Regions from separate parts of the Mus musculus genome. Here region 1 is linked to region 2. A link is a loop called in an ENCODE intact Hi-C map of the cell type or tissue named here. Cell type or tissue: gastrocnemius. All regions are shown on one strand. Links, peaks and the distances in the headings refer to the core of each region. The heading gives the core; the rest is flanking DNA. Region 1 overlaps Gm34586 (a long non-coding RNA gene). Region 2 has its middle 23 kb from the start of Cspg4b.

What was found. Hi-C counts contacts between places; a loop is a spot of excess contacts. Peaks named below come from ENCODE experiments on the same cell type or tissue, not always from the same donor. Only the 100,000 strongest peaks of a DNase experiment are listed, where the experiment ranks them.
Region 1: a loop joins it to region 2, with 5 times the contacts of the local background. A loop is called at or near these places in 12 of 42 quality-filtered maps.

The regions. Positions count from the first base shown.
Region 1 is chr13:113,662,698-113,677,944 of GRCm38, forward strand. It overlaps Gm34586 (a long non-coding RNA gene), which reads left to right. Exons shown (of 6, transcript XR_382933.3): 2 at 8,424-8,557; 3 at 9,469-9,675. It overlaps Hspb3 (heat shock protein 3), which reads right to left and starts at 979. Exons shown (of 1, transcript NM_019960.2): 1 at 199-979. The coding sequence starts at 795. The coding sequence ends at 331. In gastrocnemius, for the core only: a CTCF peak has its summit at 7,223 (motif pointing left); a DNase peak (open chromatin) is centred at 7,214.
Region 2 is chr13:113,262,175-113,277,421 of GRCm38, forward strand. No RefSeq gene overlaps it. Among named protein-coding and RNA genes, the nearest start is that of Cspg4b, 23 kb to the right of the region's middle. In gastrocnemius, for the core only: a CTCF peak has its summit at 7,778 (motif pointing right); a DNase peak (open chromatin) is centred at 7,807.

The sequences.
Region 1 (15,247 bases), core at 6,169-8,668, 400 kb after region 2:
TGCCATGGGTTGTCCAAATGGCCTCTGTGGAATTTTAGACTCATCAAAAACCAGGCTGAGCATTCTCTAGTACCAACCACAGTCTGCTAGCTCTGAGGTGGCTTCATTGTAAAAGCAGCAGCACTCCTAACTGCACAAACACATTTGAAAACCTTCCTTTCTGGCTACCAATAAGAAAGACAACCTCCACATACCAGGAACGGTGGATACATTTGGTTTTTTTTAATCCTCATAAAAGTGACAGCAATCCATCTCAAAAGTTTAAGCATTCCCGGGGTGTCCCTGGCTTTCATCTTCCTTCCTGGGGTATGAAGAGCAACCAAAAGGCTTTCACTTGGTCCCTAGTGAATCTTTGACTTCCACCACCAAGATTCCATCATGACAGAGGATGGCAGACAAATCTTTGGTTTCGACTCCATCTGGCAGTTTGTACTGTCTGGTGAAACTCCGCGATATAAACCCGTGTTCGTCCATTCTGGTTCCGTGCTGTGCCTTGATCAGCAGCCAGCCCTCGAAGGTCTGGATGATGATGTCCTCGGGCAGGAACTGGACCACATCCAGCAGGATCTGGAAACGGGATTTGCCTTCTCCGGGTGGCTTCTCCGTGGAGGCTGAGTCCTCTGCCAGAGCCTGTGGCGTGCCTGCGCCTCTGGCTTTACTCAGGTCCTCGATGGTTGGCCCGGGCAGTGCGTATAGTGTATGATCCAGTCTGCAGTCTTCTAAGCCTCGAGCTTCAAACTCCTCCTGATAACGCACTGGGGTCTCTATGAGGTGCCTCAAAATGATTTTTGCCATAGCAGAGGCGACTCCAGCGTTGAACCACTTCCCTTCCGTGAGTGTCTAGTCTCTGGCGTTGCCTGCGGACTCGATTCTTAGTCCTAGCAGCTCCGTTTACAGTCCTGCCCAGACGGCAGCTTAATTGGGGCTGAATCAGACCGGCACACTGACTCTTGTCTTTTCACACACACTGACAATGAATGGCTATTTATAGCCGCCTCTGCGAGTTGCATTTAGCTCACAGCCTGTACAAGTGGGCCAGGCAGGGATCGCACTTGCACGCTCCCTTAGCCTTGGCAGGCCTGTCTGCCTTGTTCACCCCAAAACACAAAGTAGAAACCAGAAGCAGCGCTTGAAGATCACACCGTGTGACCTGCAAAGTGTGCAATCATCTCAGTACAAGCCTCTCCCTCTGCCTGAAAATTCCATTCGGGGAGAGACGATTCTAACTCTGGTTTATGAGAAATCAATCAATTTCAAACAGCTACTAAACTCCAGCTAAGTTCGGATCCTATTCCGTTCTTTTTACTCTTTTGTGCCTAAAGGACACCTGAACCACATCAGCTGGTGTTTGTACATCTGACTCGGCAAAATGAGATGGGATGACTAAGCGAGAAGACTGTGCAACTTCAGAGGGAGCCTGGGAGCTCAGGACTGACAGAAATAGTCAATAGCAGAGGGCAAAATGCAAAGCGTTCAACTATTTCATATTAAGGTTCAGAAAACAAAGAATGAATCTAATCAACACCATGCTATTGAATGGGCAAAGACACTCACTGCACATCATTTCTCAACTAGAGCACCCTTTCATTGTCCTTCCACTGGCCAAGACTGAGGCAGCTGCCGCGGAACTTCTTCAAGATGTGCTACATAAAAATAGAGTCTGCCAAGGTATTTTATATTATTTGTGACTATTGAGAAGGGTGTTGTTTCCCTAATTTCTTTCTCAGCCTGTTTATCCTTTGTGTACAGAAAGGCCATTGACTTCTTTGAGTTAATTTTATATCCAGCTACTTCATTGAAGCTGTTTATCAGGCTTAGGAGTTCTCTGGTGGAATTTTTAGGGTCACTTATATATACTATCATATCATCTGCAAAAAGTGATATTTTGACTTCTTCCTTTCCAATTTGTATCCCCTTGATCTCCTTTTGTTGTCTAATTGCTCTGGCTAGGACTTCAAGTACAATGTTGAATAGATAGGGAGAAAGTGGGCAGCCTTGTCTAGTCCCTGATTTTAGTGGGATTGCTTCCAGCTTCTCACCATTTACTTTGATGTTGGCTATTGGTTTGCTGTAGATTGCTTTTATCATGTTTAGGTATGGGCTTGAATTCCTGATAAGAACTTCAAGTCTCTAAAGAAAGAAATTAAAGAAGATCTCAGAAGATGGAAAGATCTCCCATGCTCATGGATTGGCAGGATCAACATTGTAAAAATGGCTATCTTGCCAAAAGCAATCTACAGATTCAATGCAATCCCCATCAAAATTCCAACTCAATTCTTCAACGAATTAGAAAGGGCAATCGGCAGATTCATCTGGAATAACAAAAAACCGAGGATAGCAAAAACTCTTCTCAAGGATAAAAGAACCTCTGGTGGAATCACCATGCCGGACCTAAAACTGTACTACAGAGCAATTGTGATCAAAACTGCATGGTACTGGTATAGTGACAGACAAGTAGACCAATGGAACAGAATTGACGACCCAGAGATGAACCCACACACCTATGGTCACTTGATCTTTGACAAGGGAGCTAAAACCATCCAGTGAAAAAAAGACAGCATTTTCAACAAATGGTGCTGGCACAACTGGCGGTTATCATGTAGAAGAATGCGAATTGATCCATTTCTATCTCCTTGTACTAAGGTCAAATCTAAGTGGATTAAGGAACTCCACATAAAACCAGAGACACTGAAACTTATAGAGGAGAAAGTAGGGAAAAGCCTCGAAGATATGGGTACAGGGGGAAAATTCCTGAATAGAACAGCAATGGCTTGTGCTGTAAGATCAAGAATCGATAAATGGGACCTCATAAAATTGCAAAGCTTCTGCAAAGCAAAAGACACCATCAATAAGACAAAAAGGCCACCAACAGATTGGGAAAGGATCTTTACCTATCCCAAATTGGATAGGGGACTAATATCCAATATATATATAAAGAACTCAAGAAGGTGGACTCCAGAAAATCAAATAACCCCATTAAAAAATGGGGCTCAGAGCTGAACAAAGAATTCTCACCTGAGGAATACCAAATGGCAGAGAAGCACCTGAAAAAATGTTCAACATCCTTAATCATCAGGGAAATGCAAATCAAAATAACACTGAGATTCCACTTCACTCCAGTCAGAATGGCAAAGATCAAAAACTCAGGTGACAGCAGATGCTGGCGAGGATGTGGAGAAAGGGAAACACTCCTCCATTGTTGGTGGGACTGCAAGCTTGTACAACCACTCTGGAAATCAGTCTGGCGGTTCCTCAGAAAATTGGACATAGTACTACCAGAGGATCCCGCAATACCTCTCCTGGGCATATATCCAGAAGATGTCACAACCGGTAAGAAGAACACATGCTCCACTATGTTCATAGCAGCCTTGTTTATAATAGCCAGAAGCTGGAAAGAATCCAGATGCCCCTCAACAGAGGAATGGATACAGAAAATGTGGTACATTTACACAATGGAATACTACTCAGCTATTTAAAAAAATGAATTTATGAAATTCCTAGGCAAATGGATGGACCTGGAGGGTATCATCCTGAGTGAAGTAACCCAATCACAAAGGAACTCACACAATATGTACTCACTGATAAGTGGATATTAGCCCAGAAACTTAGGATACCCAAGATATAAGATACAACTTGCCAAACGCATGAAATTCAAGAAGAACAAAGACCAAAGTGCGGACACTTTACCCTTTCTTAGAAATGGGAACAAAACACCCATAGAAGGAGTTACAGAGACAAAATTTGGAGCTGTGACGAAAGGATGGACCATCTAGTGATTGCCATATGCAGGGATCCATCCCATAATCAGCTTCCAAATGCTGACACCATTGCATACACTAGCAAGATTTTGCTGAAAGGACCCAGATATAGCTGTCTCTTGTGAGACTATGCCGGGGCCTAGCAAACACAGAAGTGGATGATCACAGTCAGCTATTGGATGGGTCACACGGCCCCTAATGGAGGAGCTAGAGAAATTACCCAAGGAGCTAAAGGGAACTGCAACCCTATAGGTGGAAGAACAATATGAACTAACCAGTACCCGGGAGCTCTTGTCTTTAGCTGCATATGTATCAAAAGATGGCCTAGTCGGCCATCACTGCAAAGAGAAGCCCATTGGACTTGCAAACTTTATATGCCCCAGTACAGGGGAACGCCAGGGCCAAAAAGGGGAAGTGGGTAGGTAGGGGATTGGGGGGGGTAGGTATGGGGTACCTTTGGGATAGCATTGAAAATGTAAACGAGGAAAATACCTAATTAAAAAAAAACAGAAAAAAAAATAGAGTCTGGGTGCTGGGCAAGTGTTCTGCCACCGAAGTACATCCCTGCCTCATCACCCAGCTCCGGCTACATTCAAGGCTTTACAGGCCTGCAATAGACTACCCATAACTCCACCATCAGCTATGTCAATGACAGTCTAATCATCTTTATTTTCTTCAAGCTGCCCATGTTTGAAAGGAATATATACTAGTTGTTGATTGTTTGTTTCTAATTATCTTAAGGGTACATGTAGGGTAACTTTTCTGAACTTTGCTTCCTTAATTCTCAAAGAAAGCTGTATTACTCTCAGGAAGGCAAAAAAAAAAAAAAAAAAAACCTAGTTTTTATGGAAAGAGAGAGAGAGGATAGGACAGAGATGTACATATAGAGAGAGATTATATAAAACCTCAGATACTGCATAACTGTACAATGGTTTGTGGGGTCTCTATAGTCATAGGTGTGTCTGTGGCCTTACGTATTAATGAGAAAGATAGGCAAGAACTCTAGTGGAAAATAAAAACTATCCCTAGAGATGGGGCAAAGAGACAGTAATGAAAAGATGAGGCACACTACCTAGTCTCCTTTGCTAATTGCTTACTAAGACTTCTGTGACTCAGTGGATCATGTAGGGGATGCTAATTACAGGTACTCGGGGTCCGAGAGAGTTTTCTAGAAAGAGCCATGGAATGTTCTGTCTGGGGTGCTTGAGCCAAAGAGAGCATCGTGATTCCAGAAGACGAAGACACCTGCACCACTGTAATGCAGACTTTAAAATAAGAAGGAGGGCGTTTCGGTTGGAGTGTGAGAGTTCAGAATCAGAGCAGGAAGCCCAATGCTTGGTTAGTTGTTTAAGAAGTTGTCTTAAAGAGAAAATCAATTCTTTATATTTTGATCATCAAAAGGCCAGTTGAGGAATTATTTTTCAAGGGAAAAAATTAGATTCTAGCCTAGAATAAAGGTGTTAACTCAAATCTGTGCCCTCTCTCTCTCTCTCTCTCTCTCTCTCTCTTTCTGGCCACATCTGTAAGAAACATGTTTGCCACCATGAGCCACTGAGGACACAGATGCATACCTGGTGACGGTCATTCAGGTTTATGACACAGAGACCCTCTGACGACGGTGCTCGTAACCCCCTGAACTGATTTCCTAGTCCTAGGTTGACTACAAATGAGAGGCTAAAATATGCCCACTTAAATTTCAACAGTATTGGGCAAAGTAGAGGCCAAATTGTATTGTCTCGGGGTAAATTTACCTTCTGTATAATTTATCCTTTGATTTCTCTGACTTTGACTAGCTGTGTCTGACTTTGAGCAGGTGAGAGGACAGAGTGGGAGAGGCAGACAGAAGCATGGCTCAGCCCATGGATTAAGAGGTGAAGGGTAAGGAGATTAGGCTTAGCAGCAAGAGTCAGTGGCAAGATATCAAATAAGCCATAATTTTTCAGAAACTAATCATGGCCTTCAAGTTACAGTCTCACATAACCTGGGTGAAGAGGAGTAGAACCAGCCAGGGGCTGCCATGGGTTTGAATTCATTTTAGAAAGACAGCTTTTAAAAACCAGACTATTGGCCTGCCTGAAAGAATGGATTGGCAAGAGGTCTTGGTGTACCTTAGTGGATGCAGTCTGATCCCTCTGTGGGCACTAGTCTGTTTCAGATGTTTTCTTTAAAGCCAGTATGCAGTGGGAATGCTAAGGGTTCTTTGGAGAGTCGGTTGTGTTGGGTGGTGTTTTGCTGAGGCAAACACACGAAGGAAAGTTTCACTGAAGCAGACACAGGAGGGAGGATGTTCTGCTAGAGCAAGCACGTGAAAGGACACGTGACGAAGGAGTATTTGCTAACAACACACACGTATTGGTCTGCCTCATACTGTGTAGTTCAGCTCCAGTTGTTGGGACTCCCTGGACTTGGGTTGGTAGGATGCATTTGCTAAAGCAAGACAGGTGTTGAGGCAAGACCTGTGCTGAGGCAAGACATGTGGAGGACACCTGATGTTTGGAGGGTATAAACAGGACTCACTGAATGGTAGAGAGAGGGAGAGCTTAGCTTGCTGGTACAGCTAGCTGTGCAACTCTTATAGATCTTGTGTCTTCACTGATCTTAGCTTCCCTGAGAGAGGCTCGGCTGAGAACCTCTCCTGGTGTCTCTGCAGGTCCCTCCTGCTGACTCAAGCTGAGGCTAGGTTATGTCGCCCCTGTTGCTAACCCATCTCTTCTGAACTGGACTGCTGGTGTATCCTTGAAGTGTTTGTGAATGGATCAAGCTGCTGCTGCCTGCTAACCAATGACCTGAACTGCCAATTTCCAGACAACACATTCGAGAGTTGCTCCAAGAACCTTTCTAAACAGGTCCACTTCCCCCATACCCTTTCTTTCCCACTGCCTCTGGTGGGTGGTGGGCTAACAGGGAGGTTAAAGTATCTAAGAACTGTCCTAGGATTTAAAACCCAATCCCAAGGCTGACCTCGGCCTCCGTACACACTTGCACAGACACATGGGCACACACACACACACACACACACACACGTTCCCTTCAGTCCTTTTCCTTAGCTGTTATCTATGAATCTGGTAAAACTAATTTTCTGGGAGGAACAGCTTGGTGAAATTCAGATGGTACGTAACTGAGTAAACTCTGAATTTCTGGACACAGAAGAGTGCTTTTGACTATGCCACTAAATACTCAATCACCCTGTCTACACTCCTCCAATGAGACCAGTACGTATGCAGCATCTGTCTCGGTCCATTTTAAACACTCCTCTATGAAGAAAGGCTTCTAACATGTCATATGCTCCTTTGAATGTCTATATATTTTTAAATGTAGCAGAATATGTTAATTCAGACGAGAAAGAAGCAGATCTCTTCAAGATGTAAAGTGAACTACGAAACCAAATCCAGATTTAGTGTGATCTGTGGTCTAAAGCGGCTCATTTTTTAAATGTTGTGACTGCCACCTGGTGGCAGAGACTGGAATTTCAGGAGCGGAAGGCTGATTCTTGAGAATTAACTAATTCGGAACAAGCAACTCTTAGACTTTCTGAGTGAGTGGAGAAAAGATGGAACAGGAAAAATTTGAAGGATAGATTTTGAACTCTTGCTTTCTGATCGAAAAGCTACCAAGCTAAGAATATGTGTACCCTGCATAAGTGTGGCCATAAAGATATTAAAGCCGTGTGATCAAAGAAAACACTTAAGCAGCACAGTGGGGTCGTTACTTTGCCCTTTACCACCTGAGCCAATGTCAAGTCACAATCTCTCAGACACTCGTTCTATCCCTCTCTCTCTCTCTGTCTCTCTGTCTCTCTCTCTCTCTCTTTGCTAGTAGAATGGGAAAACACACCTTTCAGATTTGCAAGGAGGTTAGAAAAATAGAACACGGAATGCATAAGATAGAACCTTATGCACAGTAAATGTTCAGTCAGAGCTAGATGATATTTAGAATATAGTATCTTCAAAAAAAGACCAAGGTCCTTTGGAGGAAAGATGATTTCATACAGACCCATTTCAAGCTAATGGGTTGCCCTGCCATGTTTCTTTAAACGTTCATTGGGGTCTTGAAAAAAAACGCTGGCTGTTACTGGATAACACCGTAAGCTCTGGAGCTGGTTTAGACCAGGCCAGACTTAGGAAAGTACTGACTCGATGCTGAAGCCACGGAGCTGTCCTTATCAGCCAGGATCGAATGGTTGTCTAAGTTCCTTCCCACATCTGACCAGAAGCCCTTTGGAGTTGGTAACATGATTCTTGGGCGTCTGGGCCGTTGATCCTGAGAACCTCAAGTCTGCTTTTTCAACCCTGAGGGGAATTCCAAAGAAATACTCAGTACCTGTAGTTCACACGTGGTGGTTTCCAGGGCCTTCTGAGTTCTCTCTTCCACAACAGAGTTCAGCTGAGAGGTCGGGTTAAAGAAAGTGTGGAATTGGAGACAGCGGGGTAGAAGAACCAATGAGTACGGCGAAGAGAGAACCAACGGAGAAAGATTTCAGTGAGCGCGGGAAGAGAAGCAACAGTGTCCGATCCCGGTTCCCAATAAGACACTGCAAAGGAATGCACTGAGTGTATAAGGCTCCTTTGAGGTTCAAAAAATAGAGAAAGAAAAAGCGTTGCCTTTGCAGCCTACCCAGGTGTTCTCTAAACACTGTAATTTCTTCTTTGTGGGTCGGTGGCCCAGCTGCATCTTTCCCACGCACCTCGTGACCATCTCCAGCACTGACCTCCAGCCACTAGGCTCACAAAGAGTTGTTTCAAAAGCACCTTTTTGTGGCAGGATTCTGGGATCGGATCTAAGAAGCCAGTTAACTAAAGGTAAGAAATTTATCCCCAGAACGCTGGAGGAGAGATTTCACACCATTTCTCCTTTCCCAAGCCAGGAATGATGTCCTTATTCAATCCTGATTAGTTGGGTGTGTCCCACCAAGGCTCGGATGCTGGGGCGTGGGTCACAAACTAGTGGCGCTATTTTGAGAGTTCCTGTAAACTTTTGAAGATGGCACATCGCTAGAAAAAGTAGTCCATTGGGGGTAGGTCTTGGGGGGGGGGGTGGAATCCTCTCCCTATCCCTTTATGGTCCACCAAAGAATGAACAGCTTCCTCCTCCACATATTTCTCCTACCTACCATAAAGTTTTGCACCACAATAGGTGCAAAAACAGGGGTCCCTATTGCTGTGGACTGAGTCCTCGGAAGCCATCCCAAAGAAATTGTCCCTCTCTTAACCAGCTTGCCTAGGTAATTTGGAACTGGAATCCCAGGATATTAGGGTTGTTTGTTTGTTTGTTTGTACTTCTTTTGAGGCACACAGTGAATACTTCCCAGCATGCCTTGAGACAGTCGAGATAAAACAGGTGTCTTTGTGTCTCCTTGACCCTTTATTTAGAGGATTCAGACTCATCAAAAAGCATTGCCTTAGAGTTGGGAACTCCCTATAGACAGAATAAAAAATGGCTGAGAATCAACTCCCAAGCTGTTATTGGCTTGCCACTGTGTCTTGGAAAATAACATAGATCGTTTGGATACAGCTTTTTTTTTTTCTTTTTTCTTTTTCCCCCTAAAGCCGGTCTGAGTAGATTTCTGTTAGACTAGAAACACAAACACAGGTGGTCCAGGACTTGCTGCGGTTTGGCTTGATGACGGTGTAAAGGCACTCCCGTTCAGTAGAAATTAGACATCTGTTTTTCCTGCACTGGTGACACACAACATTGTGCTTTCCAATTCCAGGCAGCCATGTGATTACGAGGAGCAGTGCATAGCCTTCCCCTCTGCGAATCAGACAGAGAGAGCCTCACCACCCTCTGAGCTTACAGAAACATCTTGATATTATCCAAAAAGGCATTGGTTCTGTGTTGCTGTTCCAGGTCTCTACAGCTGAGATAAGGATGAAGGACCATCTTGGCACTAACTGAAGTCTGGAAGATCGAAGAGTATGTAAGTTGGGTTCCCAGCAGGAAACAGGGCCTCTTAAAACTGAGAAATTCCAAAAATAAAACATGTATAGTAGCAGGAATAACTTGGGAATGTAGGAACAATGCAGGTTTTAGGGGCAATAAGAGCAGAGAGCCAGCAGCCTTTAGGGTCTGGAGAATACAATCCTTCCAGGGTTAGTAAGAAAGAGAACCCTTACAACCTTGAGGCCTAGACAAACTGAGCAGAGGAGGTGGCTAATGTAATCCAGAGTGAGCACTTTGGAGAAAGGCCAGTGGAGCAGGAGCTGTGACCCTCAGTGGAGAGACAGATAGACAAGCCCCGTGTCCTGTCTGAGATTCAGAGACTAAAGTCTCTAACAACATAGTCTGTCTCTTGCCAATTCCACAAGGAATCCAAGCAAGGGACTCACTGAAACAGTCCATGTGGCCTGAGCCCTGAGCACAAAACACAAAGGTAGCTTTGGAGAGGCAGCAAAAGCTAGAGAAGACATGTGACAAGTCTTCATGCACTACCATAAACACATGCACTACCAACCAACCAACAACCAACCAACCAACAACCAATTAACTAACCAACCAACCAATCAACCAACCAACAACCAATCAACCAACCAACCAACAACCAATTAACTAACCAACAAACCAATCAACCAACCAATCAACCAACCAACAACCAATCAACCAACCAACAACCAACCAACTAACCAACAACCAACCAGTCAACCAACCAACAACCAATCAACCAACCAACAACCAATTAACTAACCAACAAACCAACCAACCAACATCCAACCAATTAAACAAACAACCAACAACCAACCAACCAACAACCAATTAACTAACCAACCAACCAATCAACCAACCAACAACCAATCAACCAACCAACAACCAACCAACTAACCAACAACCAACCAGTCAACCAACCAACAACCAATCAACCAACCAACAACCAATTAACTAACCAACAACCAATCAACCAACCAACAACCAATTAACTAACCAACAAACCAATCAACTAACCAACCAACATCCAACCAATTAAACAAACAACCAAACACCAACCAATCAGGTGAGTTCCCCAGGGAGTATTTCTATGGGCTTTACAGGCTGGGCAGTCAGGTTACTCCCTATGAGAAAGAAAAAAATGAAATGTCCTCCTCAGAGGACTCCAGCTTTGCATCTCAGTAGTGAAATGGAATCAGTGAGGCCCCTTTTTGGTCTAAGAACAAACAGACACCTGGGTTCATGGGCACCTGGGTTAATCAGCTTAAGAACAACCCTGTTTTCCACACTTCCTGGCACAAGTGTGTGGGAATTTATGGCACACTCACTTTCAGCGAGAGCGAGACAATACACATCATGATCTGGGGCCCTTTAAAGGCTACAATAGAGGAAGACCTTGTCCATCTGAAAGTGTGAAATTTGAAATGCCCCCAAATCTGAAACTTTTTCCACCAACACGAGACTAGGAGAAAATCCCACACTACCAATCTTTATTCCATGCAAAAATTGGCTAAAATACTGTGTAAAGTTCTATGGCTATGTGTATAAGGTATAACTAAAAATCTCAAGTTCACACTTGGGTCCTACTCTCAAGATACCTCTATCTATCTACCTGTCTGTCTGTCTGTCTGTCTGTCTATCTGTCTGTCTATCTATCTATTCCAAATGAGGTACAAATAATTTTTGGTTCCAAGCATTTTGAATACAAGATACTCAGCTTGCCTACGAATGAATGGGCTATGTGTCTGTGATTATGAACTCTCAAGAGCTCTGCAATACAGAAATTAAGATTAAAAACACAAACAAAAAAAGTCTATGATGGGCATAATGCCACTTGAAAGGGTCAATAAAACTGCTGAGCCGTTCCCAGTGACCGGTGTGCACAGCAACCCTTCTATCCCCACCTCCAGCAGCATCTGCAGGACCCCTAGGGAACCTGAATGGCAGACCCTTTCTTTCTGCGCAGCACTCCCTTTTATAGGAGCCCGTGAGAGCATCTGACACTGTAACATGCAACATTGTTTCTGATGTGAAGGGGCTGCAGGTGGCAAGGCCTTTCACTGGTTCCTATTCTGTCTCAACTCCCGCTTTTAAACATAACAAGATTTGCTAGGTGGCCTGAGATCTTCAGTGTTCCAAACCTGAAATAATCTACACCCTCTAGTGAGCCCAGCTTCTTATTGATGGGATCAGTATTAAGAGATCTGTGCTCATAGATCAGGAGTCTCATGGCTACTAGGCCTTTTCTACAGACATACCTGGAATAAGAATATACAACCTTAGACCATTTTCTTCTCTTCCCCAAGAAAACTCTACACAAAGCATTCCTCATTAGCCTATTACCCCACTCACATTTTCTAACTATAATTGTATGTATTCGTGGGGGAGACGGGGTGTGTGCACATGCTACTGTGTGCTTATAAGAGGACAACTGTCAGGAGTTGGTTCTCTCCTTGTTCTGTGGGTTCCAGAGATAGAGCCGGGGTCATCAGGTTTGTGTGACAAACTCTCTTACCCACCGAGCCATCTTACTAGCCTCCCACTTAAATTTTTATTTGTTTTGTGTTGTTTTGATTTGTTAGTAGAATGTTTATGTATATAACATAGTTATAGGATTAGCTTACTTTGTGGAAGATTTTAAGGGAACATTAAAGAGGTCACGTGACCATGTATTATTCTTTGCTGCCTGAGGTCATTTCCACTCACTACTCCTCTGCTGCCTTCCCTCTGGAGAACAGACTCCTTGATGAGTGGACATCAGCCTGTGGCCTGTATCTCTGGCTTCTTCCCAGTCCATCTGATCCTCCTGATCCCAGCTAATTCTCAAGCATGGCAGTGAGCCCTCTGGGGCCATTGCATATAGCATGTGACCATGTCCCTGGGGCTCAGCTTATAAGTTTATAGGACCTGGCTGGGATATCCCATCTGGGGTAGATCAGAGCTTTTCTTGGTAATTTGGAGATTCTGAACACTGCGTGTCTTAGTTAGGGTTTAACTGCTGTGAACAGACACCATGACCAAGGCATCTCCTACAAGGACAACATTTAATTGGAGCTGGCTTACAGGTTCAGAGGTTCAGTCTATTATCATCAAGGTGGGAACATAGCAGCATCCAGGCAGGCATGGTACAGGAGGAGCTGAGAGTTCTACATCTTCATCTGAAATCTGCTAGCAGAATACTGACTTCCAGACAGCAAGAATGAGGGTCTCAAAGCCCACACCCACAGTGACACTCCTACTCCAGAAAGGCCACACCTACAAACAGTGCCACTCCCTGGGCCAAGCATATGCAAACCATTATAACACCATGGCAAGTAGAATTCTAAAATAGTTCCCAAGACTTCTCTCCTGGTACATATCCTACACATCCATGTGACCCCTTCTGCTTGACTGTTAGAAGGATCTGAAAATATGGAGTATTACTTACAGAGCATTTAGAGGACAGAGGTCAGCATCAGCTGTCTTTCTTTGTACTCTACACCTTGCCTTTTGCAACAAGGTCTGTCAATGAACCCCTGGTTCGCTGGTTCAATACTCTGGCTAGCCAGAAAGCTCTGAGAAGCCAACTATCTCCAAGCCACCAGCATTCCAGTTACAGGCATGTGGCCCCCACCCCAGGCTCTGATGTGGGTACTGGGGATCCACACTCGGGCCCTCATGATTGTGAGACAGGCTTTTTTACTGACTGAGCCAGTGTTGCGATGTATTACAATAAATATAAAAGGAGTTCGCACTGAGGGAGCTGATTTAGCCAGACAAAATGTCCTTTAAGCAATAGAGAGTTTCTTTTGCCAGTTCAGAAAACAAGCAATAGCCACAGTGGACTGTCTATGGAGAAGGGGCTTAAGGGGCTGAGGTTCCGTCCAACAATCTCAAGGAACCGAATCCTGTCACTGGACAAGTTAAATGAACTTGGAAGAAGTCTCAAGCAGCAATGAGAACCAGCATTGAGATTCTATTTGCCTATACCCAGACCTGGACCCATGGGAGCAGATTACAAATGTGACTTCATTCGGGCTGTGAAGATGGCAGTGGCTAAGATTGATCTTGTAACGGTTCTGAGTTTGGTTCTCAGTAGCCACATGAGGCAGCTCACAACAGCCTGTAACTACAGCTCCAGGGGGCACCCATGCAACCATACAAGCCCCCCTCTCCCTTTCCCATCTCTTTACCCCTCTCTCTCCCCTCCTCCTCCCCATCTCTTCTCCCCTCTCTCTCTTATTTCATCATAGCTCTAGATACCAGAGTAGATAAAATACTGTCTGTATTGTTGTTCTTGGAGACTTCCACCCCACAAACTTTATGCATCATCATTAGGACAATGGCTTTTGGAACAAATGCCAATCCCCTCATCTAAAGCATAGTGGGTGTCTAAGGAGACACTGACATTTTGTAAACCATGAATTCACTCTCTGGGGCCAGAACTCTTACTCAGCCACTAAGGGCCAGGTATACATAGACTCTCCCATGAGCAATTCTTACCTCAAGGGGACTTAGGTATTCCTGGTGGCCTTGATGTCCACAGACTGCAATGCTCAGTGTTTCCTTTGAGCAGAGAATGGAATTAGGAGGATAAACAATGGAGCAGGCCTCCAGCCTCCTGTCATTGTCCTCAGATTCTGTTCAAATAGGAGATGAAGCCACATGTTCTCCACACTGACAGCTAAGCATCACAGAAGTGCTGGGGCCTCAGCCTTTCTCCGCAGCTCTAACAGGTCATATTGATCCCCGTTGGATCATCCTGAATTTCATTACGCATGTATCATGGTCTGATGTGGTCACTCTGCTAATCCCCTCATCCTGTCCATTTTTCTTGAGGAGGCTTCTCATTTGCATCTTGCTATGAAGTTAAGTATTCTCTATCCAACTTAGTTTCCTTTCTTACTTTTCTCTGCCACAGGCATTACCTGGCACATCTCTCATGCTCCTGACTCCGTCTCAATATCTGCTTCACAGAGAGCCTGGCTGAGTGAGCATCTGTAGTCATGTGTGAGATATGAAAAGAAGAGTGGTACAACCTACAGAGAGAGAAGGAAGGAGGTGTTTGTGTGTGCATGTGCACATGTGTGTGCAGTGTGTGTGTGTGTGTGCACTAGCACATGTGCCTGTGTGTGTATTTAAGTGAGTGCACTCATTCATGCTTGTGTGTGTGTGTGTGTGAGAGAGAGAGAGACAGACAGACAGACAGACAGACAGACAGACAGACAGAAACAAAAGATATAGAGAAAGAGAGGTAATTGGATTTTTATCCATGACGTCCATGAATACAATTGTGGGGTCCCTGGAATCACCTCACAAACCACTCAGACACCAATCTCAGTCAAACAGCGATGGTTTATTAAATGCCACACCCAAGACTGATCAATCAGGGCCACAGGTCAGACTCTGGATCTGACTGTGACCTTGAGTCAAGATTCTATAGGACTTTTTAAGCCAGAGATCTGCAAGTATCGGTACCAAGTTATTCAGTCAATCAGGACTTAGGGATAGGGGACTTCCTGGGGAACAGGTCTCTGCTGCATACTTATCCTGAGAGCATTATCCTTGGGGTAGTCAACTGTAGGAGGGGA
Region 2 (15,247 bases), core at 6,653-9,152:
CCCTCTGCTTCTGAAATTGCATCTTCCAGCGATGGCATTCATTTAGCCCATCTGAGGAAACTCCCAAATACGTATCTCATCCAGTTTTTAAAGATACCTATTACTCTGTCTTTGCTTCCGGACCTCTCCTAAGAGCTCAAGGTATAGGAGGGGCCGTGTGCTGATGGAGTTTTGACCTTAATGGCAAAGGCAGAGAAGAAATTATTAATTCAGTTGGTGTTGTAAAGAGAGATGTACACGGAGAAAGAACTGGGGAAGTTTAGGTTGTCACATAAGGATGAACAGAAAAGGAAGAAAGGGTTGTGGGGAGAGACGGGGGCGGTGGTGGAGGTGTTGCGGGGGGTTGCAGGGTTTGGGGGTGGTGGTGGAGCCAGGCAGGGGCATCATGAAGAACTACGGGAATCTTCACTGGGAAAAAGGGCACGGGTCCTGCACTCCAGAGGTACTGTGCTGTCAGTCTTCCGCCGCACCGCGGCCCTGTACAAACATTCCTTATCTCTACTCTCCTTCCAGAATCAATGCCTATTTGGAAAATTGAAATAGCTGCATGCCTGTTTCCTTTCTATCCATTCTCATTTCCTTTCTAGGCTCAGTTTTTATCCCTTTCAACTTTCTCCCATCAGGCCATTGCCCGAGAGTGCTGCTGAGAGCGTAAGCTTAGCCATTCTTCTCCCATGATGCCTTTTGGAGTCTTCTGCGTAGACACACTGGTGAATGGTTTCCCACTGCTGGGTTTCTAACTTACTGCCTGACTGCAGATCCGCTCGGCAGCTATATGCACTGGAATCTCGCCAGTGCTTGGCTGAACCTGGAGTCTGACAGCTGCGTTTGGAGTGCCACGCTCAGAACACGTCTCTCTTTCGATGAATAAGCCTTCCAGGCGCTCAATGGTGGGCTGATGTGTTGCGAAATAATCTTGTGGTTTTGGACAGAGGACAAAGGACTACATTTTATGATTCCAGACACATGACCACCTTAACGGTACAGTCAAATTTCCAGGCAGATAACCAGACCATCTTCAGGGAAAGCTAGGTGTAACAGGATAGTCACCCCATCATTACGCTGTGATGGCTTGTGGTTGGCTATCCAGCTGAGAAACTATTAGAAGTATATTGAGCTTTTGATGCTGCCAGTGAGTGTAGTGTAGTAAGTTATTAAGATGTTCCAACGAATAAATTAATAAATTTCAGAACATATTCCCTGGCTTATTCCACTCTAACAACCGCTGTGGTTGTTGTTGTCGTTGTTATTGTTGTCGTTGCTGTTGTTGTTGTCAAACACCTTAGAATGTAGTGAAGATTTCCCCTAGTCTTGATGCAAACCAAGTGAGAGCTATTACATTCCCATGGCTAACTGAATCCACACTTCCTTTCAGCCTCACTCCTGTGTAGTCTCCCCTTCTCTCTTCTGAACAATTCCACAAATATTAGCACTTTTGATGGTTAAGAAACTGACAGACACCCAAGGAGGGGGTCAGATGCAACACCAGCCAGAAAGCAGTTAGCTGATTGTAAGAGGAGACTCGAGGAAGAGAGGCAAACCCTAAGCTGTTGGCAAGTTAGGATCTCAGTGCCCTGATCATTCCTGGGAAGGGAGGGGCAGGTGCTCTTGCCACTGTCAAACGCTGAGCTACTGAGGGGAGGGTGACGGATAGCACTGACTGTACCCTCAGCTCTTCCTGAGCTTCTTGGCCAGCAGCATAAGAGACCCATTGCCATCATCCTAGGGATGCCAGATCAGAGGAGCCATCCTCTGGGTTTGATGGCCTCAGAGTTTGACTCTCAGCTGTCATTTCTTCCTACCAGGCCTTCAAGGGGGTGCTTAATTCTTTCCCAGCAAGTTCCCTGGAATGTAAGGATGGCAAAGTTAAAGTGGTTTGCACAGAGTCAGCATCTGATGTAAGTCACTAATTCTCAGTGTCATGTTCTCCCTCTAAGGATATTCCTCAATTATATGACTTGATACAGATCCGCTGTGATCACACACACACACACACACACACACACACACACACACACACACACACACACACATCCACAGTCTCCTCCTTAAGTCTTCAACACTAATTAAGTTTCTTGACCAGTAGAAATCATCTTCTTTTAAAAACAAGAACATGAGCCAGCCCCAGTGGTACATACCTGTAATCTTGCTCTTAGGAAGTTGAGGCAGGAAGATGGTGAATTAGGCTATACAGTAAGGCCTTCAGTGAACAAAAACAAACAAACAAATAGAAGGGATTTTTTCCCCCTTTCTTCTCTCGGTTCTTTTTAGATAAGTCTGTAAATTTGAAAGCATTCATCATGTTTTGATATTTTCCTGGGCTGGTAAATAAATAAAAAAAAATAACGAAGATAGAACATTTTCTGTCTGTAGGGGCCTTAAAATTGAATGCAAGATGCTGAATTAAATAGAGCAATACACCATGAAAAAAAAAGGTTATGGAGTGATCTTTGACGGGGCGGGGGGGGGGGATTGTAGTCAAGGAGACCACAGAGCTCCCATGAGTAATGGAAGCCCAGGTAGACTGAGGTAGGTTGAAGCCAAGAGAAGGAAATTCCATTTGGGTCAACGATGCTTCTTCTGTTTTCTCTAGCTCTCAGGTATACTCTCCATTGGCAGTTTCACTTGAAGTTCACCAGTCATAAAGTTTTATCTCCGTCAAATACTCCAGCAAATTAAAAGAGCTGTGTCTGAGCATCCCTCTGCAGAGCCCTCAAAAATATTTGGGGATTTCAAGTCTCCCTAGACTCTTTGGCTATTTCTGGCCAGATGTTGAAACTTTGTTGGACAAACAATGCTTGTTCAAGAGGCTAAGGTCACAATCAGGTTGTTTTGTTTTGTTTTGTTTTGTTTTGCTTTGTTTTGTTTTTAGAAGAGCTTAAACAGCCAAATAAGCAGAAGGCGTAGCCCTACAGAACCCAAAGGGCTTAGGTAAGTGAGAAGATGCCTGTAAGTGAGAAGATGCCTGTTATGCAATTTGCTCTTGTTGTCTCTTCTGTCCAAATATACAGAGCCTCTTTTGTAACACAACAGCCTTCTATTTCATTTGACTGGATAAAGCCAGCTTTGTACAAGGAAATTGAGAGCTTGTCAACTGAATTTTGCCTAACCCCACTAGAACACAGACTAAACCGCCATTTCTGTTTCTTTTCTTAGAAGTGAGCTCTAAATTCGGTTTTATTTCATAGCATGCACTGGGCATGGGACTCGGTCAAAGATGACACTTTAAGGTACCAGATTTTCATCAAACAAATGGCGCCCCCAAGTGGCACAGCTTGTTTCAAGATCCAGCATCGTTCGGCGGTTCCTTGGGAAACCAGTCTTTTCCTTTTTAGAATGATTATTTCTGATTGTGTGTACGTGGATGTGTTTGTGTATGGGTGCCAGCCGGAAGCCAGAGGCACCGGATGCCCCTGGATCAAGAGTTAACCGATGTTTGTGGTCCACTTGACGTGGATGCTGGGAACCCGGCTCAGCAACCCTGCAAGAACAGTTAGTGCTCTTAACTGCTGAGCAGTACTTCCAGCCTTTAAAGTCCTGATTCCTAGAAACTGGAGAAATTATTTTGAAACAAGCACATCATCGGTTAGGTCTCTCACCACCATCACCTCCGCCGCCGCTGCCGCCGCCACCACCACCACCACCACCACCACCACCACCACCACCACCACCACCGCCACCACCACCGCCGCCATCATTACCAGCATTTTGTTTGCTGGCTAAGCATCCTCCCTATTATCAAGCGACATCTCCAGCCCCAATGGTATATTATTCTTTAAGATGGCTCTGTGAATTCTTCAACTTTAGCTTTTAGTTTCTGGAGAGCTTGAGATGTTTCTTCCTCCTCGCTGCCATGAGAAAGTAGCTTAGATTCAAACGCTGATGTTAGTAGAGGCATCTAAACTTTTGATATGATATCATCTACAGATGTGTTGGGACATATTCACAGCTATTGCGGGATGCAGGCAGCCCAAAGGCTGAAGCATGGACAAACCTGATTGGATGGTTTCTCATGTGAAGGGCTAGGCTAATCTAGAATAAACATTCCCAGTTGAATTAACACGTAGGCAAAGAGAGGACGCTAGAGAAAATGGGTAATAATTTGAATCAGCATGTGCAGGCCTTGGTCTTTCTGCAACACGTGTGGTCTTAGGAAGGAACAATGGCTTTTGCGTATGTGGGTGGTAAACGATGCTGAATGCCTTGATTTAGACTGCAGTGCCAATGATGGAGTTACTGGTGGAATGAAGAGGCACGTGAGCTGTTCTTTCTCAAGGCTGACTTTGAACATCAACTCTCTGAGGCAGCGCAAGTTGATGGAAAACCATCCAGCAGACCTCCGTTCTCCAGTGGACTGGGAATGAAGTCAGTGGTAAGATGGAGCAGCTACGGGGTGTGGCTACTCTCATTGCTACTCTAAGGAGAACAAGGAAGTTGCCGCTGTGCTGGCTAGACCTGTACAGGTAGCCACGCTGATATAGCAGACAGCATGGAGGGCCTATGCTTCATGCTTTAGTAAATGTCTAAATGTGTGTTTGAGGGTCGGGGGTGGGGGTGGGGAGAGAAGGACAGCACCCGGAAAGGGTAAGACATACTTAATAACTCTTGCAAAGACAATACTCAGCTGCACTATTCACGTTGTCCACTAGAGGGCGGGCCTACTCAGTATTCCCCATCTGGAATCCCAGAAGTAGATAGAGTTCACTGTCTATACAGAGTATCAGGGTTCCTGCAGGAAAAAATATCCTAATATCTCCGACCAGATATCATTCTTGTGACATGAAATCTCTATCTTGCACAGTGCAGAGTATTTATCAATATTTTTGACCACGAAAAGCCAGCAGACATGACAGTAAATAATCTCCAATTGCTAATTATATTCTGGGGAGGAAAAATTACCCTTAACCGACAATCATTTGCATATTGTATTTCAGACTTGTGTATTAGTTATTCGCTGTTATAAGGCTCAAACATCTCTTTTCTCAAGACTCTTGTTTAGCCAAGAGCCAATGAGCAAAGCTGTAAAAAGACACAAGTCTCCACAATTTCCCAGATACAGGGGGTCTGATTAGGGCTGTCATATATGATATGGGGTTACATCCTGTTGGCACTCACTATGTGCTCTCTGTGTCTTTCAGAGTCTTCCTCCAAGAGTTCAGACCACAGGAAGCAAGGTGTTTTGTAAATTGACTTTACACTAGGGGTTGTGGTCATTTGGAATTTGACATCAACCACTGTGTTGATGGATGTGTGCATTTAAAATGAGGAACTGGCCTGGAAGAGAATATTGTGTAAGAAAGTGAGTCTGTAGTGTAAGAACTGCAGGGCCCGCAGAATCTGAAGACAGAGCTACTAATAGTATTTATCCCAGAGAGCCACTAAGTGAATTAAACACTGTACACGTGTCTGGAGAAACGTGCATACTTTTGAAAGTCTCCCACCCACAACACACACACACACACACACACACACACACACACACACACACACACACACTGTTTCTCAGTGTAGCTCTGGTTGCCCTGGAGCTTGTTCTATGGGGCCAGCCTCTCCTGGAACACAGAGATCCACTGATGGCAGATGGAATTAGAGGTGTGTGCCACCAGGGTCTGGCCCAGCATTGAAATGTCTTTTGTTGTGAGGGAGTTTGGCAGTTTGGAGACAAAGTTGCAAGGTCGACTTCCAATTAGTCTCCATTGAAAGGAAGATGGGTGCTAACCATGAGTGAACAATATCATGGTTTGTTTCTATTTTAGCAACAGTCAGTGCCATGTTGTCTGTGTGTCAAATTGATTAAAGATGTTTATATAACAGAGATTACGGTAGTATGTGTTACCACAGAAACAGAAGGAAAAAGTGAAAGCAGCTAGGTGTGTACCTCGAGTCCCCCCACTGCGGATCAAAATAAGCTCAACAAAAGCATCAGCTCACGGACCTTAAATACACACCATAAAGTATACCCACACCACAACCCGTAGACACTTCATGACTACCATGTATAACATTATTTCAGTATTCATTCTAGTAGTGATGCATACCTCATTAATTCATGGACATATAACTGACTACGTTGGATTCTAAATGGCAATCTAAATCTCCATGGATAATTCCTTGTCTCTAATCTTTAATCATTATTAACAACACTTCAATCTATTCAAGGCAATCTACTTAAAAAAAAAAAAAAAACGTAGGTTACAGCAGTCAGAAAAAAATAAAACTAAAAGCCACCCAGAAACAGTCAGAAACCCATGATCAGCACTGCCTGTCCTTATGTTTAACACTGTGCTGGCTTTATTCAAAACACAGTTGCACAAGGGTATCAGCTCCAGGGTCTTTAAGGACTTCACACACTATATACACATATCTTGCGCGTGCCCTGACTCGCCAGCAAGAACGACGCTGCAACAGGATCCTTCTGTACACGTTTATTGGGAGAGCTTGATTGCAGAGGCGAAGAGACCCTAAGCCCAGAACTGGTGCTGCTTATATAGGCCTAGGAGAGGCGTGTCTCACACCTGGATTGGTTATGCATGGGTTGTGCTTACCACCTCATTTGCATGCCTACATCTGATTGGTTAACTTGTCTCTCATCTGATTGGTTAACTTGTTTCTCATCTGATTGGTTAATTTTGGTTAATTCTCAAAACCTCATCTTGGCAAAAAAACTTTACTGCCTATGTATGTGTGGTGGCCAGCGGTAGCCAGCACCACCCTGCAATGGCACATGTGGCTTCCCACACACACATAGTACGAAGAGTGCTTAAACAGGACCTGGAACTTCTACAGAATAGAAAACCCACCCTTGCTTATTTGCATAAAATGCCGCCCACAAAGTTAAATATGTCTTAGTGGTTATCTGGAGGCTTTATAGTAAAATCCTCACTAGTGTAAATCCTGCATCAGACACAGAGACAAGATAGAGGACTGACCCAGGGCAGGATTTTTTAAAATTTAGTTTTAAAACTTGCATTAATGGGCGGGGGTGCACGCCATAGCATGCAGGGGATGGCGAGGACTACTTGTGGGGTCAGCACTCTCCTCCCACAGTGTGGGCCCTGCAGATCAAGTCTGGATCATTGGGCTTTGCAAAAAGTGCTTTTAACCACCAAGTAGTCTCACCATCCCAGAGGTGAGATGTTTGTTTGTTTGTTTTTAGAGCAGACAAAGTAAGTCCAAATCTCCCAGGCCAGTGTTCCACGTCGCACACTTGGCAGGTCTCTGTGCTTCTCATAGCATAGAGAAAGTAGAGGCTTCTGAGCTCCGGGCCCTGTACCTGGAGTAGTGAACAGACTCTGGTTAAGTGCACCTCTGCTTTTTTCTTAGCAAATCCCTCCCTGCGTTTGGATGTTGTCCAACTCTCTCCTCCCTCTTCCTTTCCCCCTCTCTCCCCCTCTCTCCTCCTCCCTCACTTTTTTCCCAGACAAGTCCGAATTCTAGAACTCCCTTCCCTAATCTTAAGATCTTTTTACCCTACAAGAGATACTTGTCAAATCCCAACTCTTTGGCGCGGTCCTTACACCTGGTCTTTCTTCCTCTTAGCAAGCCGTCTGTCCATTCTGGGCATGACAATGACATTTCAGTCTCTGGACGAGGTAAGGATGCTTCTCCCATCTAGGGTGGTTCTATCCTTCAAATGGCATTATCAGCCTTCCTCTATCTCTTGTTCCACCTTTCACGAAACCTTTCAGCATCTCTGAGCACTCATAATAGACCTCTTCATGTAACTGTATCCAATACATCTCATTCTCTCTCCATCAGGACTACCTCGGGGTTAGGAACGCAGCTGCGCTCTACTTCCTGCAGGTGGCACCAGAGACACGTGGATCACAAGCAGGCGGGAGAGGGTTGTGGAAAAGCCAGCAGGCCTCAGAAATGTCTGAGGGAGCACAAACTCTGGTAGCTGGGGCTGGGGCTGGGGCTGGGGCTGGGGCTGGGGCTGGGGCTGGGGCTGGGGCTGGGGCTGGGGCTGGGGCTGGAGTAGGGCAGGCAGGGGTCCGGCAGGGCATGACTGAGAGGTGTTCTCCCTGGGACTCTCCTCTCACCCAATTGCAGGGAGAAAGTAGGACTTAGTCATATATGTGGGTTGAAGAAGGGGAAAGCAAAACAGGGATAAATGGGTCTTTGGAAAGCTCAGCTCAACAATTTCCTCTCTTCTCTGCATTTCTGAGAGATCCCCAAATGTCTCGTGTGGCTTCTTACGTTTCTTTATCCAGAAGGCAGCTTTGTGTTAGCATGCATATTCAGCAGAATTGCTGCTTTCCCTAACGAGGCCTGGGGCCTGTTGGTATTGTGTCTGAACCCCGGGCTCTTCAGCAGGGGAGGGTGCTGGAGACAATGTCTAGTTGTCCTATCACCGAGAAGTTCACGTATTGAATGCCATAAGCTACACAGGAGTGTTGTGACTCAGCGCCGGGCTTCTGTGTGGGACCTCCATGCAAATCTCACGAGTGGGTCTGTGGGAAACAGCCCACCATTCAGACCAGCTATGTGGATTTTCACCACATATGGTATACAGGTCCACATTCCAGCCAGTGGCCTGGAAGATACTCAATTCCGAGACAATATAGACGGAAGATAGGGTGTCTGACCCTTAGAATTTATCAAAATGGGACGATTAGGACAATCCCCATCTTGGCTATGAAGAGAGTCATCTTTGTGTGCTCTGGGCTACTGCAAGGGCTCTGTAAAAGTTTAGGTACAATGAATGGCCCAGTGATTCAAGTCATTGTGGAATGTCAGACCTGGGAGGGACTCTGAGGACTACCTCCTTTTATGAACTAAGGCCTTGGGAATGCCAGAGGTGGTTTGACCTCTATAATGCCATAAAGCCATATGATAGCAACATTTTCTGCATTCCTTCAGTGGGGAGCTATTTCCTGGTGGCGGCACAAGAAGAAGCGATAATCAGGTGAGATATGAAGGCTTCTGCAGCCAAATTCCTCAAGTGTATAACATACCATGAGCTTTCAGTGTTCAGTCTCTCTGTCTCTGTCTCTCTGTCTCTGTCTCTCTGTCTCTGTGTCTCTGACTCTCTCTGTCTCTCTCTCTGTCTGTCTCTCTCTCTGTCTGTCTGTCTGTCTGTCTGTCTGTCTCTCTCCATATGATTTCTGACCTCCTTCTCCTCCTTTGTCCCTACATGCTGCTTTTTCTGAGGAAACTTAAAGCCCGTGACCGTGTCCCCTGGGTAAGTTGAAACCGAAACTGAAGTTCTTAGTGCTGGTAAATGACACATCACCGATATGAACTCTGGATTCTAAACATGGTGAAAGAAGAGACTAGTGATTCTTAACGAAAGGACTGTCGTGTAGGAGGTGAAACACAGTGACGGACGGACACTTGCTACCCTTGCAGAAGACCTGAGCTTGGTTCCCAACACCCATGTTGGATAGATCATAACTACCTGTAGCTCCAGATCTGATAGCCTCATCTGACCTTTGTGGCTACTTGCACACACACACACACACACACACACACACACACACACACACACACTAAAATAAATCTTAAAACAAATCAAAACAAAAAGACTGTCCTATAGCCAAAAGTGGCTGAAATAATAATTTGATGTATTTTCATTTTCGCTTCATGAGCAGCCAACCAAGCGGGTCGTCGTCTTTGCATCTGTGAATCTCTCTCCTGATCGAGGTTTACACCTCTTAGTTTATAAAAGCTGAGGGGGTTCTGTCTATGTTCTTTCTCCTTGAATCCCTTGGAGAGCCAAGGAACAAAGCCAGAGCAGAAGCAGAGGGACCAAAACAGATTTCTCTTCAAATCAAAAGAGATTACCATGAAGTAGGGATAATGTCTAAGAATGACAGGACAGAAAACATCATGACCATTACCACCACCACCACCATCATCATCACCACCACCACCACCATCACCATCATCATAAAAGGTGTTGTGAAACATAATTAAAGCTGACCCCGAGGAAGGTGACAGGGACCTTACTGCTAGACTAAAATGGGCCTAGCCAAGGGTGAAAGACCCGCCTATGGGCTGAGCTCAGGTTCACAAATGCTTCAGCCTCAATCAGAGAGAATCCACTCCTGTCTGTGTGGTGCGGTAATATTTTTAAATATGTAAATTTCTAGATCTTTCCACACTTGGGTACTCCATTCTCTTCTTGGTAGTTTTAATGTCTTTGAAAAGTATAACTTTTTACTTTTTAATATATGTGTGTTCATGTGCTTCTGTGTGTGTGTGTGTGTGTGTGTGTGTGTGTGTGTTCATGTATATGTGTATGGGCAGGTGAGAGCACACACGTGAAAATGTACATGGAAGCCAAGGGGCAAACCTGAGTGTCATCTTTATAAATGACATCCACTATCAGATTTAGGATTGGTAAAAATCCTTTCCCAATCTGTTGGTGGCCTTTTTGTCTTTTTTTTTTTTTTTTCCATTTTTTATTAGGTATTTAGCTCATTTACATTTCCAATGCTATACCAAAAGTCCCCCTTACCCACCCACCCCCACTCCCCTACCCACCCACTCCCCCCCTTTGGCCCTGGCGTTCCCCTGTACCGGGGCACACAAAGTCTGCGTGTCCAATGGGCCTCTCTTTCCAGTGATGGCCGACTAGGCCATCTTTTGATACATATGCAGCTAGAGTCAAGAGCTCAGGGGTACTGGTTAGTTCATAATGTTGTTCCACCTATAGGGTTGAAGATCCCTTTAGCTCCTTGGGTACTTTCCCTAGCTCCTCCATTGGGAGCCCTGTGATCCATCCATTAGCTGACTGTGAGCATCCACTTCTGTGTTTGCTAGGCTGTTGGGAGCCGCGCCCACATTCGCCGTTACAAGATGGCGCTGACAGCTGTGTTCTAAGTGGTAAACAAATAATCTGCGCATGTGCCGAGGGTGGTTCTTCACTCCATGTGCTCTGCCTTCCTCGTGACGTCAACTCGGCCGATGGGCTGCAGCCAATCAGGGAGTGACACGTCCTAGGCGAAGGAAAATTCTCCTTAATAGGGACGGGGTTTCGTTCTCTCTCTCTCTTGCTTCTTGCTCTCTTGCTTCTTGCACTCTGGCTCCTGAAGATGTAAGCAATAAAGCTTTGCCGCAGAAGATTCTGGTCTGTTGCGTCTTTCCTGGCCGGTCGTGAGAACGCGTCTAATAACAATTGGTGCCGAATTCCGGGACGAGAAAAAACTCGGGACTGGTGCAAGGAAGATCCCTCATTCCAGAACCAGAACTGCGGGTCGCGGTTATGAAGTGTTCCCACAACACAGACTGTTAAGAAGGATTCAACTGTATGAATTCAGAACTTTTCAGCTGGGGAACGAGAGTACCAGTGAGTATAGCTTTACGAGGTAAGCCTGGCCTTGAACTTTCTAAGGAAATTCAAGACAGTCTATCAGAAGTAAAGTGGAATATGTTTGGCCTTGAATTTTTTCTGGTGTTAGGAGCCCTTTTGTTCCTTTTCACATGTTATCAAGTGGTTAAGGCAGGGCGGATTCTAGATGAAATTCAGGACAAGCTATCAGAAGTAAAGTGGGGAGAGAGAGTAGGAACAAAGAGGAAATATGGTACACAAAATAAGTATACAGGCCTTTCCAAGGGTCTTGAACCCGAGGAAAAGTTAAGGTTAGGTAGGAATACCTGGAGAGAGATTAGAAGAAAAAGAGGAAAAAGGGAAAAGAAGAAAGATCAATTAGCGGAGGTCTCTAGGAAAAGGAGCCTGTGCTCATCGCTGGATGGGCTCGGGGAGCCAGCTCTTAGTAGCTCTGAAGCAGATGAAGAATTCTCCTCTGAAGAAACAGACTGGGAGGAAGAAGCAGCTCATTATGAGAAAAAAGGGTACCAGCCAGGTAAAGTGCTAGCTAATCAGTTAAGGAAGCCAAAAGCGGCTGGCGAAGGCCAGTTTGCTGATTGGCCTCAGGGCAGTCGGCTTCAAGGTCCGCCCTATGCGGAGCCCCCACCCTGCGTAGTGCGTCAGCAATGCGCAGAGAGGCAATGCGCAGAGAGATGCGCAGAGAGGCAGTGCGCAGAGAGGCAGTGCGCAGACTCATTCATTCCCAGAGAGGAACAAAGGAAAATACAACAGGCATTTCCAGTCTTTGAAGGAGCCGAGGGTGGGCGTGTCCACGCTCCGGTAGAATACTTACAAATTAAAGAACTCGCCGAGTCGGTCCGTAAATACGGAACCAATGCTAATTTTACCTTGGTGCAGTTAGACAGGCTCGCCGGCATGGCACTAACTCCTGCTGACTGGCAAACGGTTGTAAAAGCCGCTCTCCCTAGTATGGGCAAATATATGGAATGGAGAGCGCTTTGGCACGAAGCTGCACAAGCGCAGGCCCGAGCAAACGCAGCTGCTTTGACTCCAGAGCAGAGAGATTGGACTTTTGACTTGTTAACGGGTCAGGGAGCTTATTCTGCTGATCAAACAAACTACCATTGGGGAGCTTATGCCCAGATTTCTTCCACGGCTATTAGGGCCTGGAAGGCGCTCTCCCGAGCAGGTGAAACCACTGGTCAGTTAACAAAGATAATCCAGGGACCTCAGGAATCCTTCTCAGATTTTGTGGCCAGAATGACAGAGGCAGCAGAGCGTATTTTTGGAGAGTCAGAGCAAGCTGCGCCTCTGATAGAACAGCTAATCTATGAGCAAGCCACAAAGGAGTGCCGAGCGGCCATAGCCCCAAGAAAGAACAAAGGCTTACAAGACTGGCTCAGGGTCTGTCGAGAGCTTGGGGGACCTCTCACCAATGCAGGCTTAGCGGCCGCCATCCTCCAATCTCAGAACCGCTCCATGAGCAGAAATGATCAGAGGACATGTTTTAATTGCGGAAAGCCTGGGCATTTTAAGAAAGATTGCAGAGCTCCAGATAAACAGGGAGGGACTCTCACTCTTTGCTCTAAGTGTGGCAAGGGTTATCATAGAGCTGACCAGTGTCGCTCTGTGAGGGATATAAAGGGCAGAGTCCTTCCCCCACCTGATAGTCAATCAGCTTATGTGCCAAAAAACGGGTCATCGGGCCCTCGGTCCCAGGGCCCTCAAAGATATGGGAACCGGTTTGTCAGGACCCAGGAAGCAGTCAGAGAGGCGACCCAGGAAGACCCACAAGGGTGGACCTGCGTGCCGCCTCCGACTTCCTATTAATGCCTCAAATGAGTATTCAGCCGGTGCCAGTGGAGCCTATACCATCCTTGCCCCCGGGAACCATGGGCCTTATTCTCGGCCGGGGTTCACTCACCTTGCAGGGCTTAGTAGTCCACCCTGGAGTTATGGATTGTCAACATTCCCCTGAAATACAGGTCCTGTGCTCAAGCCCTAAGGGCGTTTTTTCTATTAGTAAAGGAGATAGGATAGCTCAGCTGCTGCTCCTCCCTGATAATACCAGGGAGAAATCTGCAGGACCTGAGATAAAGAAAATGGGCTCCTCAGGAAATGATTCTGCCTATTTGGTTGTATCTTTAAATGATAGACCTAAGCTCCGCCTTAAGATTAACGGAAAAGAGTTTGAAGGCATCCTTGATACCGGAGCAGATAAAAGTATAATCTCTACACATTGGTGGCCCAAAGCATGGCCCACCACAGAGTCATCTCATTCATTACAGGGCCTAGGATATCAATCATGTCCCACTATAAGCTCCATTGCCTTGACGTGGGAATCCTCTGAAGGACAGCAAGGGAAATTCATACCTTATGTGCTCCCACTCCCGGTTAACCTCTGGGGAAGGGATATTATGCAGCATTTGGGCCTTATTTTGTCCAATGAAAACGCCCCATCGGGAGGGTATTCAACTAAAGCAAAAAATATCATGGCAAAGATGGGTTATAAAGAAGGAAAAGGGTTAGGACATCAAGAACAGGGAAGGATAGAGCCCATCTCACCTAATGGAAACCAAGACAGACAGGGTCTGGGTTTTCCTTAGCGGCCATTGGGGCAGCACGACCCATACCATGGAAAACAGGGGACCCAGTGTGGGTTCCTCAATGGCACCTATCCTCTGAAAAACTAGAAGCTGTGATTCAACTGGTAGAGGAACAATTAAAACTAGGCCATATTGAACCCTCTACCTCACCTTGGAATACTCCAATTTTTGTAATTAAGAAAAAGTCAGGAAAGTGGAGACTGCTCCATGACCTCAGAGCCATTAATGAGCAAATGAACTTATTTGGCCCAGTACAGAGGGGTCTCCCTGTACTTTCCGCCTTACCACGTGGCTGGAATTTAATTATTATAGATATTAAAGATTGTTTCTTTTCTATACCTTTGTGTCCAAGGGATAGGCCCAGATTTGCCTTTACCATCCCCTCTATTAATCACATGGAACCTGATAAGAGGTATCAATGGAAGGTCTTACCATAGGGAATGTCCAATAGTCCTACTATGTGTCAACTTTATGTACAAGAAGCTCTTTTGCCAGTGAGGGAACAATTCCCCTCTTTAATTTTGCTCCTTTACATGGATGACATCCTCCTGTGCCATAAAGACCTTACCATGCTACAAAAGGCATATCCTTTTCTACTTAAAACTTTAAGTCAGTGGGGTTTACAGATAGCCACAGAAAAGGTCCAAATTTCTGATACAGGACAATTCTTGGGCTCTGTGGTGTCCCCAGATAAGATTGTGCCCCAAAAGGTAGAGATAAGAAGAGATCACCTCCATACCTTAAATGATTTTCAAAAGCTGTTGGGAGATATTAATTGGCTTAGACCTTTTTTAAAGATTCCTTCCGCTGAGTTAAGGCCTTTGTTTAGTATTTTAGAAGGAGATCCTCATATCTCCTCCCCTAGGACTCTTACTCTAGCTGCTAACCAGGCCTTACAAAAAGTGGAAAATGCCTTACAGAATGCACAATTACAACGTATTGAGGATTCGCAGCCTTTCAGTTTGTGTGTCTTTAAGACAGCACAATTGCCAACTGCAGTTTTGTGGCAGAATGGGCCATTGTTGTGGATCCATCCAAACGTATCCCCAGCTAAAATAATAGATTGGTATCCTGATGCAATTGCACAGCTTGCCCTTAAAGGTCTAAAAGCAGCAATCACCCACTTTGGGCGAAGTCCATATCTTTTAATTGTACCTTATACCGCTGCACAGGTTCAAACCTTGGCAGCCACATCTAATGATTGGGCAGTTTTAGTTACCTCCTTTTCAGGAAAAATAGATAACCATTATCCAAAACATCCAATCTTACAGTTTGCCCAAAATCAATCTGTTGTGTTTCCACAAATAACAGTAAGAAACCCACTTAAAAATGGGATTGTGGTATATACTGATGGATCAAAAACTGG